3 separate regions of the Homo sapiens genome follow, and regions 1 and 2 are each linked to region 3. Evidence: chromatin contacts called from ENCODE Hi-C or POLR2A ChIA-PET data. All regions are on one chromosome and are shown on one strand. The core of a region is the stretch at or near the end of the contact, and the rest is flanking DNA. Distances in the headings are between cores, read along the strand shown. Region 1 overlaps ASCC1 (activating signal cointegrator 1 complex subunit 1). Region 2 overlaps ASCC1 (activating signal cointegrator 1 complex subunit 1). Region 3 overlaps PSAP (prosaposin).

What was found. A loop is a pair of places that touch in the nucleus more often than their neighbours do. ChIA-PET counts read pairs that join two places held with the same protein, here RNA polymerase II (POLR2A). Pooled maps may share reads with other maps.
Region 1: a map with no recorded cell type shows a loop between it and region 3 (12-fold over the local background). The contact joins two enhancer-like sites. A Hi-C loop is called at or near these places in 3 of 37 single-sample maps with no recorded cell type and 4 of 50 pooled maps. POLR2A ChIA-PET finds 5 or more read pairs at or near these places in 1 of 52 experiments (Panc1).
Region 2: a loop to region 3 is called in a map with no recorded cell type, with 20 times the contacts of the local background. The contact joins two enhancer-like sites. A Hi-C loop is called at or near these places in 8 of 37 single-sample maps with no recorded cell type and 5 of 50 pooled maps. POLR2A ChIA-PET finds 5 or more read pairs at or near these places in 2 of 52 experiments (PC-9 and naive thymus-derived CD8-positive, alpha-beta T cell).

Annotation. Positions count from the first base shown.
Region 1 is chr10:72,171,836-72,174,638 of GRCh38, forward strand. All of the region lies in intron 5 of ASCC1 (activating signal cointegrator 1 complex subunit 1), which reads right to left. Among named protein-coding and RNA genes, the nearest start is that of ANAPC16, 43 kb to the right of the region's middle. Within about 2 kb of position 1,529, at least 5 of the 41 ENCODE cell types and tissues checked have a DNase peak (open chromatin) inside an H3K27ac peak, as active enhancers do.
Region 2 is chr10:72,131,162-72,133,861 of GRCh38, forward strand. ASCC1 (activating signal cointegrator 1 complex subunit 1) reads right to left here. Exons shown (of 10, transcript NM_001198800.3): 8 at 1,896-2,020. Among named protein-coding and RNA genes, the nearest start is that of SPOCK2, 44 kb to the left of the region's middle. Within about 2 kb of position 1,445, at least 2 of the 41 ENCODE cell types and tissues checked have a DNase peak (open chromatin) inside an H3K27ac peak, as active enhancers do.
Region 3 is chr10:71,834,948-71,837,782 of GRCh38, forward strand. The region is part of intron 1 of PSAP (prosaposin); the gene reads right to left. Among named protein-coding and RNA genes, the nearest start is that of PSAP, 15 kb to the right of the region's middle. RefSeq lists enhancers at 929-1,698, 1,516-1,585, 1,696-1,795, 1,699-2,468. Within about 2 kb of position 1,369, at least 26 of the 41 ENCODE cell types and tissues checked have a DNase peak (open chromatin) inside an H3K27ac peak, as active enhancers do.

The sequences.
Region 1 (2,803 bases), core at 279-2,778, 340 kb after region 3:
CCATTGTTCTGCCTGTCACATGCCCCCTTCCCAAAATGTTTTTTAAGGCATCTTTGGGGAAATACACTTGGGTGATAAAACTAAAGAAAACTAAGGATGTGATTACTGTAAAAGTTGGGACAGTGGTTACCCTTCAGGGGAAGAAGACAAAGGCAAGACAAGGAAGTCTAGGGTGCTGATAAGATTGTATCTCCAGCCTACACGGTGGTTATAAAAGCATCCATTTGTTCTGTATCGTCTTCTGATGTGTGTTACATTTAACAATTTTGAAGTTTTTTTAGAAAAACTCTAAGCACAAGGCTGGGTGCAGTGGCTCACGCCTGTAATCCCAGCACTTTGGGAGGCCGAGGCGGGCGGATCACGAGGTCAGGAGATCGAGACCAGCCTGGGCAACATGGTGAAACCCCGTCTCTACTAAAAATACAAAAAATTAGCCAGGCCTAGTGGTGCACAACTGTAATCCCAGCTACTTCGAGGGCTGAAGCAGGAAAATCGCTTGAACCCGGAAGGCAGAGGTTGCAGTGAGCCAAGATTGCACCACTGCACTGCTGTCTGGGCAAAAGAGCAAAACTCAGTCTCAAAAAAAAAAAAAAAAAAAAAGAAAAACTCTAAGCACAAATAAAAGAGGAAACAGTTTGTTTTTAAGCTTTTATAGATGTTGGGCTTTTTTTTCTTTTTTTCTTTTTCTTTTGTAGAAATGGGGTTGCGCTATGTTGACAAGGCTGGTCTTGAACTCCTGGCCTCAAGTGATCCGCTGGCCTCAGTCTCCCAAAGCGCTGGGATTACAGGCATGAGCCACTGCACCCAGCCCAATGTTGAGATGTTTTAAAGGTAAAATTACACTAGTTCCTCTAAAAATATATAATATATATATTATATATAATATTTTTATATTATATATATTACATATATTATATATTTTTATATTATATATTATATTTTTTATATTATATATTATATATTATATTTTTATATTATATATAATATATATTTTATATTTTTATATTATATATAATATTTTTATATTATATATATTATATATTATATTTTTATATTATATATATTATATATTATATTTTTATATTATATATTATATATTTTATATTATATATTATATTTTATATTTTTATATATGTTATATACAATATTTTTATATTATATATATATTTCTTATATTTTTTTATATATAAAATATAGTGACTAGAGAGAGAAAAATGAGGGAAAGAAATGCCCTGTCACTAGCATGCCAAATCAAGACTTAACTAGTAGAGCCAGACTCAATTCTAAAGGCCTGAAAGTGCACACAAGTACCTTTCTAGACCTGGAAATGACTAGGAAACATAAGGGGAAAATGGCCTAATGGTTTAAAATTCCCAGCTTACTATCTCAGTCACTTTGATATTCCATTGCTCTTTCTTCCTTTTTCTTTCTCTTTATTCTTCAACTTTCTCTTGCATAAATTTGCTCTAATACCCAGCTAGAAAAAGGAAGTTCTACAACTTTGCTTTCCCTGCCTTACCCTTTGGGAGCCTAGCACTCTAGTCAACTTGAGTTTACTTGCCAAGAAAACACCAAAACACCAAGTACTGGGAAACAAAACACACAGAAGGCAATGGAGCAAGACAAGGTACAGACAGGACACCTAAGGGTCACACGATCGAAAGTCCTTTTTGGAATTATGAGTCATAAGGGTTCAAATAATCCTTAACTCTACTGTAGACTATATAATTTACAAGTAACTCCACTGGACAGTCTTTTAATGAATGGAGAAACGCTCTAAATTCTGCCCTACCTCACAATGCCATCTACCAAGAGAAACTTTTCTCTTACTGAATTATCTAAATTTAATTTGGAACCAAACAACCTTCAAGGCAACGGCATAAATCTCTAGAGCCACTGTTTTTCTTTGCTCGGAATATATCATCATATTCCTGCCCCAAGCCCATTCACTGAGATGAATGAAGACCAACGAACATCAAATTCTTTACTGCAGGGGTTTAATTACACTGGGCCCTGCTCCAAGCTTGCCATTACTTGGAGCTGGAACTATCTTACTCCATTAGGTTGGCCACCCAGGCTGGCGCCTGAAAGTTCTAATGGTATTGACCTTCCACCCAGCAGGGAGAAGCAAAGAGTGAAGTAACAGGAATTTCCTGGGGCAGTTTTGTTTATGAAAATAAACATGTTTCTTTATGACTAAGTCACAACATCACTAAGCCTCAGTTTCTTTCTTGTTAAATAAGGCCTCATCCATGCATGCGAAAGCTTCCTCTAAAGAAAACTTATGTACATGCCTAAGTCACAGTTCACCGAGTTCAAGGTCATGTCCTGACTCATCAGTCCTGAGTGCATGGAGCTTAGCCCTCTCATTCAAACTGCAGCTCATGATTTACCACTAGCAGTCACCACATCATCACAGGCCCTTCACTGGCATCACTTTTAATCCAGCACCCTGGGCTCGAGTGGGGCAGAACTGCTAATAATACTATCAGTAGGAACAATTAACAAGACATAATAAAATCTACACATATCAAGCTTGGGGAAAAGGGCAGTAGACAGCAGTATGGATTGGTCCATCATGAAGCATTCTCTGCTTCCTTAAAGCTCAACCATCCTTTCCATGAGATGGGATACAACACAGGTGCAACTGCCAGAGCTGTCAGCAAGTAGAAGGGAGGCCTCTCTCCAGACATAGACCTGTAAGCTCACACTCCACTACATGCTAGTGAAGAATCTGATCCAAATGTGTAGCACCCAGAATGTAAATAATTTATAGCTCTCTGCCTTGGTGGTACATGCCAAT
Region 2 (2,700 bases), core at 195-2,694, 300 kb after region 3:
TGTAATCCCAGCACTTTGGGAGGCCGAGGCAGGTGGATCACAAGGTCAGGAGTTCAAGATCAGCCTGGCCAAGATGGTGAAACCCTGTCTCTACTAAAAATACGAAAATTAGCTGAGCGCGGTGGCAGGTGCCTGTAATCCCAGCTACTCAGGAGGCTGAGGCAGGAGAATTGCTTCAACCTGGGGGGCGGAGGTTGCAGTGAGCTGAGATGGCGCCACTGCACACTCCGGCCTGGGCGACAGAGCAAGACTCCATTTCAAAAAAATAAAATAAAAATACACACACACACACACACACACACACACACACACACACTCAACTGGAACAAGTTCAAAGTTTTGGATTCTATTACCTACCCAAACAAGAGTATATAGGCTTTAACTGAGTTATTTGAAGCTCTCTTAATCTCAGTGTTCTCAAAAGTAAAATAGAGATTTATTTATAAGTCTTAAATAAAATTCAATATGGCATCACAAAATAGTAGTATTTTAGAACTAATAACTAGATAGCTACAAATTTCTTGGTCCTACCATGACTGTAACTAAACGGGGTTAATTATCAAATGATTGCCAGTTGGGATCTTTGGTACATATCTGAGAGAAATTAAAAGACGTGCCTTAACTAAAAGGGACACACAAATTGTCCTAACTAAAAACCTACAAATAGTCAATGATTCAAGTCCTGATGGAGTTATCTTCTCCTCTAGATAGATTTTTTTTTTTTTTTTTTTTTTGAGAAGGAGTCTTGCTCTGTTGCCAGGCTGGAGTGCGATCTCGGCACACTGTAACCTCCGCCTCCCAGGTTCAAGCGATTGTCTTGCCTCAACCTCCCAAGTAGCTGGGATTACAGGCATGTGCCACCACACCCGGCTAATTTTTGTATTTTTAGTAGAGACGGGGTTTCACCATGTTGGCCAGGCTGGTCTTGAACTCCTAAATGCAAGTGATCCACCCGCCTCAGCCTTCCAAAGTGCTAGGATTACAGGCATGAGCCACCGCACCTGGCCCCCACCTAGATTTTCTAAAACCAAGGTCAGGGCTCAAGAAAGGAAATGAAACCGGAATACGTGACCTTGGTGCTGCTAGTGTATTTTGAACCACGAGTCTTGGAAGGAAGAGCTGCATATGGCTTGAATGTGTGACTCCTGATCCGATGCTGAAGGTACTAGAGAAGCTTTCACTTTGGAGATAGGGACAGGAAGAAAAGAAAACTTCTTTTTGAAATAAACAACTATCCCAAATCAAGGATTAAAACAAGGCATTTTTATAAAAAGGCTCAGAGTCCATGAAGAAAAAAACTATTATTTTAACACAAGGTTTCTCAACCTCTGTGCTACGACATTTTGGGAAGAATAATTCTTTGTCATGGGGGACCGTCCCATGCATTGTAGAGTGTTAGACAGCACCCACTAGGTGCCAGCAGCAACCCATCTCCAGCTCCCTAACTATGATAACCAAAAATGTCTCCAGACAATGCCAAATGTCATCTGGGGGCAAAATAACCCCCAGTTGAGAAACACTGATTTAACATTTACTTTCACTAGCTCACCTTCCTTTCTTTTTTCTCTTTAAAAAAAAAAAAAGCCACCAAGTATTGCATGCGACATACTTATGCCAAAAATTTATTCACTGTTTATATAAAATTTACCAGAGCATCCTGTATTTGTATTTGCTAAATATGGCAATCCTATGTGTGACAGAAATAAAAGATCTGGAAGCCACAGTTCCATGCTATATATGTTCTTGCCCACCTCTACTATGCTCATCAGAATAAGCTAAGAGGTCTAAAAAAGAAGCTATATCAGAGATTCTTTGATAGCTCATTCTACCTAAACCTCAGAGATGCCACAAGGCCGCTGATCACAAACTGTGCTATAGTTCTCTGGGGGACTTACCATTGGGGTCTTTCCTGAATAGTGTATTCATAACTGTAGCATGCAGTTTCACACTATTCCACTCTTTCACTATTAGTCCAGATGCCTGAAAACGTTCCAGCACTCGATCAACTAATTCTTGTAGCCTGGAGAAATTGGAGAAAAGTAATGCAGAAATCTTAGTAAACTTCTGAACATGCGATTACCAATTCAACAATGTTTATGGAGCATGTGCTCTGTGCTAATCACCATACAAAGCCCTGCATCACAGGAGGAAGAATAAGAGACTCATCTCCCACCATCATGGAGCTAAAGATCAGTCTTGTTTGTCTGCTTAACAGATAGTAGAAATAAATGATGGCAATATATTATGGTGAGCGTGAAGGGAGTGATCAACTCTACATGGAGAGGGCCAGGTTTCCACAGGAGGTTTAGACATAGTCTGGAATGATCATTAAAGATTTGCAAATAACACCAGGGAAGGAGGGGCACTTCAAGTAGAAGAAGAAACAGCAAGTGCAAAGATGCCAAGGCATGCAAGATCACAGCATATTCAAAAAACTGTCAATTATTTACAATACAGTTATGACAGAGAGTGACAGAAAAGGGACAATGGAGATGAGCTAAGTCTATAAGCAGTGGTCAGATTAGGGAAGCCACAGAAAGACTTTCAAAAGGGAATTATGTGGTCTGATGTCCATTTTTGAAAGCTGACTCAATAGCAGAGTGGGAAGGGCTTTAGAAGAGGAACAGCTACAGAGGTCAGTCAGCTAGGTGGCTACTTCAACAGTCAACATCACTATGATGTGTCAGGCACAGTTCTAAG
Region 3 (2,835 bases), core at 119-2,618:
AAAAACAGGCTGGGCACGGTGGCTCACGCCTATAATCCCAGCACTTTGGGAGGCCAAGGTGGGTGGATCACGACGTCAGGAGATCAAGACCATCCTGGCTAACACAGTGAAACCCCATCTCTACTAAAAATACAAAAAAAAACAATTAGCCAGGTGTGGTGGCGGGCGCCTGTAGTTCCAGCTACTCGGGAGGCTGAGGCAGGAGAATGGCGTGAATCCGGGAGGCGGAGCTGGCAGTGAGCCTGGGTGACAGAGCGAGACTCCGTTTCAAAAAATAAATAAATAAATAAATAAATAAATAAAATAAAAATTAAAATTAAAAAAAATTCATACCCTTATAACATAAAACAATGGCCAGCTGCCGGTGGCTCATGCCTATAATCTCAGCACTTTGAGAGGCCGAGGTGGGGTCAGTTGAGTCCAGGAGTTCGAGACCAGCCTGGGCAACATGGCAAAACCTCATCTCTACAAAAAATTAGCCGGGCATGGTAGCACGCACCTGTGATCCCAGCTACTCGAGAGACTGAGGTGGGAGGATAGCTTGAGCCCAGGAGGCAGAGGTTGTAGTGAGCCGAGATCTCACCACTGCACTCCAGCGGTGAGCTACCATACCTAGCCCTAAAAATATTTTATAAACTGCCTTGAGAGTGCCTATGTTTCTTAAAACAGGTCCTTGATTTTAGAACCAAAAAAATGGGGAAAAAAATCCTCAGATTCACATCTCACTTCTAGCCCAATTATTTAGCTAGGAAACAAGAGATTACATCGGACTACACATAGAGGATGGTGGCATGAGGGTCAAACTCCAACAGGCATCTCAGTAGGGTTGAACAAACTTTTGCTGCAATAGATACTTGACCCAAGTCTGAGACAGAAAAAAAAAAAAAAAAAACAAAACACAATCACCTGAGAAACACACTTAGAACCTCAGGAATCTTGCTGTATGCTGCTTCCCTCTGTAAGCCAATTCTACATACGTGTGTAACACACATAGGAAACACGTGTTGTATAGGTCAGTACGTGTTCTTCCTCCAGGAGAGGGTAAGGAATGAACTGCTTTCTTTCATTACTACCTCCACAAGCTACTCACACAAAGACTGAGTCCCACAAAGCTCGAGTCAGATCACCTTCACCCCTTCAGACACAAGCAAATGAATTATTCATCTGCTGCCCAGATTATAGCCTTCCCTGTCCCCTGGGAGCAAAATCACAAACACGTCCAGTTCGCAACCTCAACCAAGCTGGCCACATTCCAGAGGCTGCTGGTTTGGACTCTAGTTTCCAGGGGAAAACATGTGCCAGATGCAAATCAGTACCAAGCTCCCCAGATGGCTCACAAAAGCTTAGTTAGCCCGCAGTGTAGCCAAGCATGGCTGGCGCCAGCCTCAGTTATAAATCTCAGGGGAGCGGTGGAGGGGAGGCAGAATTGAGTCATGAGGGTAAGGGCTCTGGGGACTGTGCGGTCACAGAGACAGCACAAATAGGAACCCCAGACCTGATGACTCCCACCACACCCTAGCAGGCCCTGGGCCCCTAGGACTCTGAAAAGGACCCATGATGACACCATGATACACTGCCTAGCCCTACCTCCAAATCAAGATGAACAGGAGGCTACCAAATGAGTCTCTAGGCAGAGGAAGGCAGAGTGATACACAGGGAAGCCAGAAGAGGATGGGCTCAGACCTCAGGAGACCAGAGCCAAGACAGAGGAGTCACCACCAAAAGCAGGGGCAAGTGACCAGCACCCCCGATTCTTAAAAATGCTCATCCAGTGTAATGTCCACCCAGCTACTTTCTCCAGCCCTCTCAGCAGGGAACTAGCTACAGCTGACCAAAATCTAGAGTGTTTCCGGAACACAACACACTCTCACAGGCCCATGTGAGAATACTTTGTAGGCTGCCTACTTCCTCTAGGAATGTGAAACAATAATCGTTTTCCATGATGACTTTGTTACTTGTTTTGGTCCGGCCAACCTGGACTGAAAATAATCTTGGGCAGCCCCTTGTATCTGAAACTGGCCCAGCTAATACAAACTGACTGTCACTTCCCAATCCATGACCTACTGAATGGCAGCAGGCCTCTTCCTCAGATCTGGAGGCAAAAAGATACGCATGGTGGAGAATTCGGTACGCCTATAAAGTCAAGTTCCAGCGTAAAACAGATTTCCGTGGACACAGGAAGTAACACGTAAATTCCAACTCCTAGAAAGTGCCTTCTTAGCAAGACACCCCCTTCTACCTCCAACCACAAGCCAAACATAAAGGTGCATGTTACAAAAACAGCCTGTGGTATGCAACGGATTCCATCTCCCAGGATGAACGACATGATGACATACGTTCATAGACTGCGTGTCCTCAGGGCAGGCACCACTGGGTGGTGCTGGGGAGCTCCCAGCCGCCAAGAGGTGCAAAGCCCACTCCCAGAGCAGATCTCCTAAGAGGGGATCAAACAGTGGGTCAGAACCTTTTGGGGACATGGATCCCTTTCCCAGAAACTTTATTACACACACATTTCTCCTAGCACTTGAGGAACTTCTCAGGTCCCAGCTGTGGATTAATCATAAAGCTCTACAGGCAAGGGTGGTTTTTCTCCACACAAGCAGGTAAACAACCCAGCTGAAGGCATGGCTACCAGCTCCACTGACTGCGCAGAGCCCGAGGCCCTCAGGCCAAAGAACAAATGAACAGTCACGATTTTCTTTACCCCAAAGAGCAGGAGGAACAGACATCTAAGTAATGGTGTGTGATCCCACGCATCGGTGGGAATGGGAGCGGCAAGGCAATGCTAACGGAGCCTTCCTCAAAACGAAATTGGAATTGGCACCTGCAAGATGG